Regions from separate parts of the Homo sapiens genome. Here region 1 is linked to region 2. The links are chromatin contacts, found by Hi-C in ENCODE. All regions are on one chromosome and are shown on one strand. Each heading gives the region's core, a stretch centred on a gene start or an enhancer-like site at or near the end of the contact. The rest is flanking DNA. Distances are from core to core; before and after follow the strand shown. Region 1 overlaps CTTNBP2 (cortactin binding protein 2). Region 2 holds the start of ST7-AS1 (ST7 antisense RNA 1).

Evidence for each region. Hi-C counts contacts between places; a loop is a spot of excess contacts on that map. Pooled maps may share reads with other maps.
Region 1: a loop to region 2 is called in a map of K562, with 2.5 times the contacts of the local background. The contact joins the enhancer-like site here to the promoter of ST7-AS1 in region 2. A Hi-C loop is called at or near these places in 1 of 168 maps with a recorded cell type or tissue (K562), 3 of 37 single-sample maps with no recorded cell type and 3 of 50 pooled maps.

Annotation. Positions count from the first base shown.
Region 1 is chr7:117,790,099-117,794,789 of GRCh38, forward strand. CTTNBP2 (cortactin binding protein 2) reads right to left here. Exons shown (of 23, transcript NM_033427.3): 4 at 1,030-2,683. Among named protein-coding and RNA genes, the nearest start is that of CTTNBP2, 81 kb to the right of the region's middle. Within about 2 kb of position 2,178, at least 2 of the 41 ENCODE cell types and tissues checked have a DNase peak (open chromatin) inside an H3K27ac peak, as active enhancers do.
Region 2 is chr7:116,952,806-116,957,205 of GRCh38, forward strand. It overlaps ST7-AS1 (ST7 antisense RNA 1), which reads right to left and starts at 1,529. Exons shown (of 1, transcript NR_002330.1): 1 at 1-1,529. ST7 (suppression of tumorigenicity 7) reads left to right here and starts at 696. Exons shown (of 16, transcript NM_001369598.1): 1 at 696-886. The coding sequence starts at 736. ST7-OT4 (ST7 overlapping transcript 4) reads left to right here and starts at 1,043. Exons shown (of 5, transcript NR_002329.2): 1 at 1,043-1,304; 2 at 1,656-1,874; 3 at 2,169-2,348; 4 at 3,618-3,918. RefSeq lists enhancers at 242-351, 767-1,690 and silencers at 612-681, 892-1,091, 1,152-1,451, 3,049-3,308.

The DNA.
Region 1 (4,691 bases), core at 928-3,427, 840 kb after region 2:
CTCCCATTTGAACCAACAATCTCCACCAACCACTAAGATCCCATGGTAGGAGAGACTTCTTCAAAGTGTCAACAGAACTTTGTCATCCACATTTTGAGGGGTAAAATTGGGAATTGAAAACAGCATGGACTTTGCAGTTAGTCAGATGTGTTTGGAATCCAGTCTCTGCCATTTACAATTATGTATTTTTGGTAACATTACTTTAGAGCCACATTTGCTTAGTAAATAACTAATCCAGTCATGTCAGTAAAAAGCAATGCTTTCTCTAGCACTGTATAACAAAAGGGAAAAATCCACCTCTTCTTTGTTCAAGAGTCCCAGATTCAGTGACTTCATAAGCCACACCTGCAGTGGAAACCTTCTGTGACATAGCCCACATGCTATGTTAACCATCTGTGCCCGAGTGTTGGAAGATGGCAGCACTAAATAGGGTACATGGCTTTTGAAATAAACTAAACTTAGAACAGATTTATAAATATTCACACTCCATTTCTGAAGGTAAAAAAAAAAAAAACCGAAAACACCAAACTGATATTAGAACTTAAAATATACCAATTACGGAACAAATCTAGTCAATTTGGTAATCCAACATAGTGTTAATAATTACTTGAAAGGTCTTTAAAAATGTCATCTCAGAAGGAACAGAATTGAACACGTACTGTCTGATCATGACCCACTGAGGTCTTGCGAGATAAATATTTAATAAGAAGGAATACTCTTTTCTCCCATGTAAATATTTTAGTCTCTCTAAATTAATGGTCTCCATGTGCTTTAAGCCACTACTTTCAGGTTATCTTAAATGAAGAAAGCACTTAGCATAGCGAAACCGCAATTCATATAGCAAGATGAATCACCATACCCTGGAGCCTTTAAAAAAAATACAAAAAAAGAGAGAGAAAGAAAAGAAATGGGGGTGGGGGGAAGCATCAAATTTAAAAAAAAAGTTTCAAGGCAATGTGAAGAAAATCAAGGCAAGTGAGAAGAGAGGCCATATTCTTTAAAAAGCGTATAACATTTCAATCCCTTTACCTGATGCTGTTACCAGGAGGCTGTCTGAGGCACCTGGTCTACAGGATGAGGCACTAACGGGGTTTATGGAAGAGCAAAAGGCAATGGTGGTAGGAATGACAAGGGAACTGTCTGAACATGCAGGTTGGTTCAGTCCGGGGGTTGCAGCAGGCCAGGCACCCACCTGAGACGTGGCCAGGGCTGAAACGGCACAGCCTGCAGGTGCCACAGTTAAATCTATGGATGGTTTTGGTGGCAGCTGAGGGGAGGATGACTTAGGAAGGTTCTCCTCATTGATCACCCTGTTCCCTTGTGGCAAACTGGAAGGAGTCGAAGCCACAGTTTTGTTATCAACTTTGGCCCCTGTGTTCGAGGCCCTGCTGCTGTCTATAATAACCTTGAGTTGGGGGTGTGGTGGAGAAGGAGTTTGGGAGAGCCCTGGCTTTTTTGGAGGGATAGGAGGAGGATTTCCTCTGTCAACTCGTGCTACACCATGAGTCTTTAAACTGGTCCGACCAACTGGAGGGTGGGTGCCAACATCCCCTGTTGGGGGCACTCCAGGCCTTGAGGGAGCACCTGCTTGAGGGCTTGTAAATCTTGACAGTGCTTGGGTCACAGTATTCCGAGCTAGTTGTTTGGCCACTAGGTTGTCACGACTTGTAGGCGAGACATCTCTTGACGGAGGACTTTGGGTAGTATTTCCATTTTGGTCTGGGTCGTTAGCATTGCCCTGAAATCTAAATCTAGCTGCTTGGATTCGTGGGTTTAGACCTGGATGCAAAGAGGTGTTGGCACATGGTGAATGTAAACTGTGCATAGGTGGAGCTTGCGAGTTCTGAGGAGCTATGCCTGGTGTTTGAGCGGTGGGAGGGGCAGCGTTACTGGGAAGTGGGGGTGTGCTACTGGTTGGATCTGGTGTTGAGCCAGTGCTTGGTCCATTTTCCTCAATTTTGTTTGCACTTGGAGGTGGGAAAGCGGGTACAGAAGCGCCAATCAAGTCACCATAGGAAGCCTGCCTGTCAATACCTGGTCTGGCCATGGTGGCACTGGTGCACACGCTCCCTTTTGCATTTGCAGAAACTAGGGGACTCCCTGTGGAAGGTTTTACAGGCATGGTTAAAGGCAACTTTTTCATGTGGTCAGCATTTTCTGTCACTAGGTCTGTCTGGCATGCAACAGACCTTGTCACAGTTCCTTCTGTTCCCACAGATATGGAAACCAAACGCCTATCTTTTGTCTTCCGTGGAAGAGAGAGGCTTGGTTTGCTGTCACTTCCCCTTTTCAGTTGCTCAATCATTTTCCTCATCTTGTCTATCTCCTCTTTGAGGTCAGTGGTGTGTGCTTCTTCCCGGTTCAGCTTGGCACGAAGCTGTTCCCGCTCAGTGTCAAACTCAGAGAGTTGTTTTTCCATCTGAGCTTCCATTTCTGTGCTTCTTCGTTTCTCAGCGGAGAGTTCCTCTTCTAATTCATTCGTCTTTTTCTTTTCCTCTTCCAGTTTGGCCATTACGTCTTCGAGCTTCTGGGCCTCCTCTATGACTTTGCCTGAGAGCTGCTTGCACTCTTTGACCAGCATCAGGACCACCTGCTTGTTCTTGCCACGCTCTTCCTCAAGGCGGGCAGCCAGCTTCTTGTGCTCTTGCTCAAGGGCTTGTAGCTGAAGCTTCTCCATTTCCAGCTGAAAGAAATTCACAGGAAAACCCTGATTAATATACAGAATTTTCTTTTCACCAAGGAAATGCTTTTTGTGAGATTTTTATTAATTTTCTAACAATTACATAACTCGGGTTAGCAAAAACGCCACATTTTCAAAAAGTGTTGTGATAAGAAATATTTTAAAGACACATTAAAATGAGAAAATAGACGTAAATGGCTTTATAAAGACATCTAAATTACAACAATAGAGAATTTTTAAAGTCTATTGAAGTTAACTACAGAAAAAGAGAACAATAACCAGATGCTTTAAATCACAGCACAGGGATCAGAAAGGTCTATTTTTGTAAAAACACAGCTCTGTGATGGAATTGGTGATATTTTTAAAAAAGGTTTAATGCTTTAAAATTATTAATCTCTGAGGTAAAGTATCATGAAAAGTACTGAAAACCGAGGACTTCAGTTAAATTCTAAGCCCCCATGTTTGCTAATTGTATTACCTATCTCAGTAATGTAACATCTTTGAGCTTCCTATGATGAGTTGTTGTGGAAATCATATAAAATTATATATGAAAGAAAGTTCTTTGAAAACTCTAAAGAGCTAAAGAACGATCTTATTAGAACTACATTTGGTGTCAGTGAACCTGGAGCCTGACCTTGTCTCCTACTTTGATCCTGCTTACTCCCTTAGCTTCGCTGGATGCCCGGAGTTTCCTAAACATGGTCCTGCCTCGGGGTCTTTGTCCTTGCTGTTCTCTCTGCATGGGATTCCCACCACACACCTTCCCGTAGCGCTCCTGCAGTAAGCCATGTGCGCATGGCACAAGAGTGACCTGTGGGAGGGTGAGTAGGAGCAAAATTCCAGCCCTCTCTCCCTTCCTTGGATTTCCCTACTCACCCAGCTGCCTGCCCAGGCATGAAGACAGGGGTGCCTTTTCCTTCACAGAAAGGCACTGTCTGTTCACCAAGCCATAGGCCCTTAGGATTGGTGCTTTCCAGAGTGAAATCATTTTTCTAACTGATCAGCCTAGACAGGGAGCTTTCAAAGCCTTTCTTTCTCCAGATGGGGCTTTCTAATATACACAAAAGCTCCCAATAGCACAAGAGGTTGGCTTGTTCATTTCTTCCAGACTTCTGCTCAGCTGTCACCTTTACAATGAGGCCTTCCCTCACCACCCTGTGGGAAATAACAGTTGATAAACTCCCACCCTTGTGTTTATCAACCTTTGTTCACTACCTGCCTGCACCCCCCCTCACCCCAAGTATGACTTTACTGAGGGCAGGGACTGTGTCCTTAAGACCTAGAACAGTGGCTGGCACACAGTGGTGCTTAATAAATTGTATATTGAATGAATGAGCTGAAATTAACATAGTTCCACTGATAACAATCAACTTCCGTTACTGATGGGCTTTCTGGCTAAGTGGGCAGCCTCACAGTGGCACTAGTCTAACATGTTACTGCAAATTTCTCACTTCTGTCTAGGGAAGCATCTGTCATGAGGGGCTCATGAAGGACAAAGGACTCACCCCAAGCTGGGATACAGAAGCCAGGTTGGCCTACATGCCTCACTTCCCCAACTAGTGAAATGTTCCACTGGCGGTCCATAATGGGCCTTATGGTTCCTAAAGGTTAAAGTACATCTACCTGATTATAAAGATGTGGATAGGACTTGTTTTCTCCTGTAGATGTTAAACACAAATATCCTCCCAAGAGAGTCACTACTTATTTGAGTCAAATTTTTGTCATCAATAACAAAGGAAGATACTCTCATGATCTGTAAGTCCTGACGATGTTCCTGTTTCTTACCCTGTTACAAAAATCCACGACTCCTTTCCCCTCACAGTCAGTCATGGGACCAAAAGGAGAAAATGGCTTGCTATACAACTAATGGTGAGAGATAGTGTTTCTTTACTCTGGGATGCTTCCTGCTTTGACAAACAATTGCTAAATAGCATTGGGATGTGTCCCATAAATAGATAATCAGGAATATAGATTATTCCTCAAGCTTAATTACATATATACTTTATTCTAC
Region 2 (4,400 bases), core at 279-2,778:
AATCCCTGCGCTGCTTCAAAGAGACAGAACAAAGGTAAATAGCATCTGCCACCCAAATCTTGCTGAATAGAGTGATTTATCTTCAGGCCTACTAGCCGGCGACAGGAGCGCACCTCCTCCCTTCTCCTAGCTGTCCCGGGTTTATTCATTCCCTGAGCCTGAATCCTGATAAGGGAGCAGAGTAGGGTTTAAGACCTCGGACCCCAGAATACACCACTGCAATTGAATTTTGGTTCCACCTTAAGGTAAACTACGCAGCTGCTGTGAGCCTCAGTTTCCCTACCTATAGAAAGAGGATCGTAGTGGGGAATTGTTGCAGGGGTTAAATGAGATTGTACGGATCGTGGAGCAGCGCCTGGCGTGTGGTAAACGCTCAACTTATGCGGGTTGTAACTGCCTGAGGCGTTTCCTTCGGCGCGCCACTTGGCCTTCTCTTTCTAAATATTAGCATAATAAATATAAATGGACCCAGAACGCGAGGGGGCAGGGGCCACGTGATCGCTCCACGAAAGCCACTTGTAGGGACCTTTAGAGAGTTAGCAATAAGGCTGGAGAAGGAAAAGCCGGCGCGCCCGCGGCCCGCGCGATTTCCCGCCGAGCCCGCGTCCCCGGCGGCGGGCGGGCTCCGGGGGCGCCCGGGCCGCGGCGGCGGCGGCGGCGCGAGCTGCGCCTCCGGGCCGGTGAATCATCCCGGCAGACACCAAGAGCCGCGGCAGCAGAGAGGAGCGCTGAAACATGGCTGAAGCGGCCACGGGCTTTCTGGAGCAGCTCAAGTCCTGCATAGTTTGGTCTTGGACGTATCTGTGGACCGTGTGGTTCTTCATCGTGCTATTCCTGGTCTACATCCTGCGGGTGCCTTTGAAAATCAACGACAACTTGAGCACAGGTAAGGCCTGGGAGCCGGGCCCGCGGCGCCCACCCCTCCCCCGCCCCGGAAAGTTAGTGCAACTCGCGCGGGGCCGCGGCCAGGCGCGCGCTCGGGGACGCGCCGGGGCCCGCGCACCGGAGGCCCGCGGCTACCCGCCAGCAACGCGGCGGCTTAGGCGGCGGGGCCGGGCAGCTGGGCGCGCGGGGGCGGCCGGTGGCCTTCACGGCCCCGCGGAGGAAGAGCTGCGCCGCGCACAGCCCGCAAGGCGGGCCGGGCCGGGCCGGCAGCCGCCCTGCTGCGTCGCTGGTGGTCGGGAGACGGAGAAGAACGGGTGTCGCGGGCGAAGGAGTTCCCAGGACACCCCCTCGGGTGTCTGCGCCGGAACTCCGAGGGTTCCCCGGAGTTAGACCGAGTCCTTCCTCACGCCCTCCCGGCTGTGGGTGCCAAGCGGCCGAAGTGTGGTCGGGGAGGCGCCCTCCCGCCCGGCCGCGGAGGCCCGAGGGCGGCTGCCGGAGGGTGCTCGGCGGCGAAGCCCCCTGACCCGGCCGGGCTGTCCGGGCGGCGCCCTCCGTGGCCCGGAGTTGCGTCTTGCCGGGCGTGGGGCTGTCTCTCTGGTTGGGTAGTGGGGAGAGGGGTTCCCGAAGGCACTCTTGGGAGTGTATGGATGACGTGTCAGGTCACCAAATGGATTGTCGAAGGGACCGGAGGGAAGAGGGGAGAGCTGGAATTTCTGAGGGTTTCGGTTGCAGTTTTCAGTGATCTTTGCTCGTCTCCCTTCCCTGTAAAGCTACATATGCTCAGCAAGTGCCGCGTGCCTCCCATCCTTGGTCGGTGGTAAATGCAGGAGGTAATTAACAGGATCTTCACAAACTTGGAGCCAGCCCACTGAGTCGTTAAAAAAACACCCGCAAAGAAAACACACGAGCCTTAACACTCCAGAGAGTTCCGAAACACAAAGTAAATTTCGAGCTAAGGGTTACAGTCCTTTAAATCTGGAAATTTCAAGGTAGAGTGTTTTTGTTTTTGTTTTAAATTTTAATTTCACAGTACTGGGAAATTCTTACAGTCCTGAAGATATATACATATGTACACATATATATCTTCCCTTGTTAATCTCCATACTCTGGGAGTGCAAGTCTGGAAATGCATTTTCCTCAGGTGTTTAGCTGCATTAAAACGCTTTTTAAAACGCTTGAGATAATGTACTCATTTTGTTAGGAAACTTGTACCTTTCAGATACTAACTTAAGTATTTTGATTACTAACTTGAACTCATGTTCATATTTACATTTGTTTTGTAGTATCCCTCGGGATCGTGTCCCTGGGAGGCGGATAGGATTCAGCACTCTAGAATTGTCTCACCATTTGAATAGGTGCTGCTCAGCCCTTTTGAGTCTGTCATCGGAAAGACCATGGCTTTCTCGCTTTTCATCTTTTTGGATGGCTGCTTGTCGCAATATTGTCTTCTTCGCTTTAGACAAGTATGTCTCCAGGATACCTTCTGGTCTCAAAGTTCTATACCTTTAAGAAGTTGTTTGAATATATGTTTTAATGGAATTACGTATTTGTTGGTAACAGTGTTAGTCTGTTTTGTGCTGCTGTAACAGAATACCACAGATTGGGTAATTTTTAAAGAACACATTTTATTTCTTGTAGTTCAGGAGTCAGGGAAGTCTTGAGATCAAGGGACTGGCATGTGGGGAGGTCCTTCTTGCTGTCATCCCTTGGTGGAAGGTGGAAGGGTAAGAGAACATGAGAAAACAAGAGGGGGCCCACTTTCACTTTTATAACAAACCTACTCCCTCAATAACAAAATTAATTCATTCTTGAAGGCAGAGCCTTCATGACCTAATTACCACTCACAGGTCCCACCTTTCAACACTTTTGCACTTGGGATTTTCAAACACACTAGTTTTTAAAATATTAATGTTTCTCCTTATTACACACTTAAAATTTTATTTCATGATATACATTTGTATATCACATTTTCATCAGGTTAAATAATTACCCATGTATATATGTGTAAGTGTCACATCCAGTGCTCTGTGCAGATCAGGCAAGAAGCAAAATATCTACTGGGAAAATGTGTACTTCTTAAGGAAGGGCATTGTTAGGTCTTCTAGCAATTTAAATCTAGCATTTCTCAGAGATGCCTTTGTTAATTTGTGTAGGGGCAGTTCTAAGAGATAGCGAAAATATGAAGATGAACGTGCCATCCGGGCTGTACCTTGCTAGACACATGATAGAAGACCTGATGATGCTGGACTTTTCAGTTTGGTTTCATGCTCATTTCAGTCATAAAGAAAGATAAAAGGGGAAGCACACAGAGAGCACTCACCTCTCTGCTGTTTTTATGAGAGGGTAGCAGGATCTGGGGTGGGAGGAGGACTTTGGCATTAATTTTGAGACATGAAATTATAGCCACAAACCACCCTAGAACAGTTTAGGTTTTTCAAAAAACAGTTGCAGACATTAGAGGCCTATTTTCTTCCCTTTTAAGTAACAGTGAGAAGTTATAGTAGGAAAACTGCCAAAAGGTTGTTGTCAACTTAATTCCCTCCTTTCCTTGCCAATTCCCCTCCCCTTTGGGAAAAAGTTTCTGTACTGAAGTTATTGGCAAGGAAGGCCCAGGGAGAAAGAAGTCATTAGCCAGCACCCCTGAGAGGGGAGGCAGGAGCTAGCCTGGTCTAACTTGTCCTTGCAGGGAGGTCTAAAAGAGTTCTAACGGGACTAACTTTGCTGTTCTTCAGCCCTGTGGTGCTTACTCTTCCTGTGATGAAGGCAAGTGTGTTCCTGGAGAGGTTACTGAATCTGGAGCTGCTTTTAGGGAGTTGCAGATGGCGCAGGCCTCCCTTCCTCCTCAAGGAAGCCAAAGACACCATCACAATCAGGCAGCCAGGAGCCAGGGCTTCCATAGGCCCAGCTCTGTACCTGTAGGGGGATGGAATCTGCTAAAAGTGTTCTGGAGTCATTCTTGGATATCTGCTTGGTATCTTCTCAATATCTTGACCATCTGTGACAATTTTAATCCTCATTTGATCATATTTTATGGTAAATGAGCTTAACTCGATTTTTTTTTAATTTAGATGCCTCCTAATGTACTATAACAGGTGCTATGATAAGAAAGATGAATGAGTTTGTAAAACCCAGGGTAAATAAGGAGTTTACTACAAGAATACAACTTCCCATATGCAAGATGGGGCTGGGCAAGGCTGTGAGAGCTTCTCTTGAATTGAGCCTAAGAGGATGAGGAGAATTCCATGATTGAGGACTCAGAGGTGGACCTCCCAAACAAAGGGACAAAGTTGTGAAAGTGCAGGTCAGATTCAGAGAAGAGCTAATCGTGGAATTTAATTTAAAATAATAAAAGAAAAGGACTTTGATGAACAACCATACCGTTTTTAGCTCTTACATCGTGTAGTTTTCCAAGTAAAAATGCTTTGAATGCTGTTTTTGAGGTATACTACTTCCCTACTCCCACCAGCTTGGCTCGTGTGACCTTCGTTGCATTGAGCCAGTGCCATTTAGGGTAG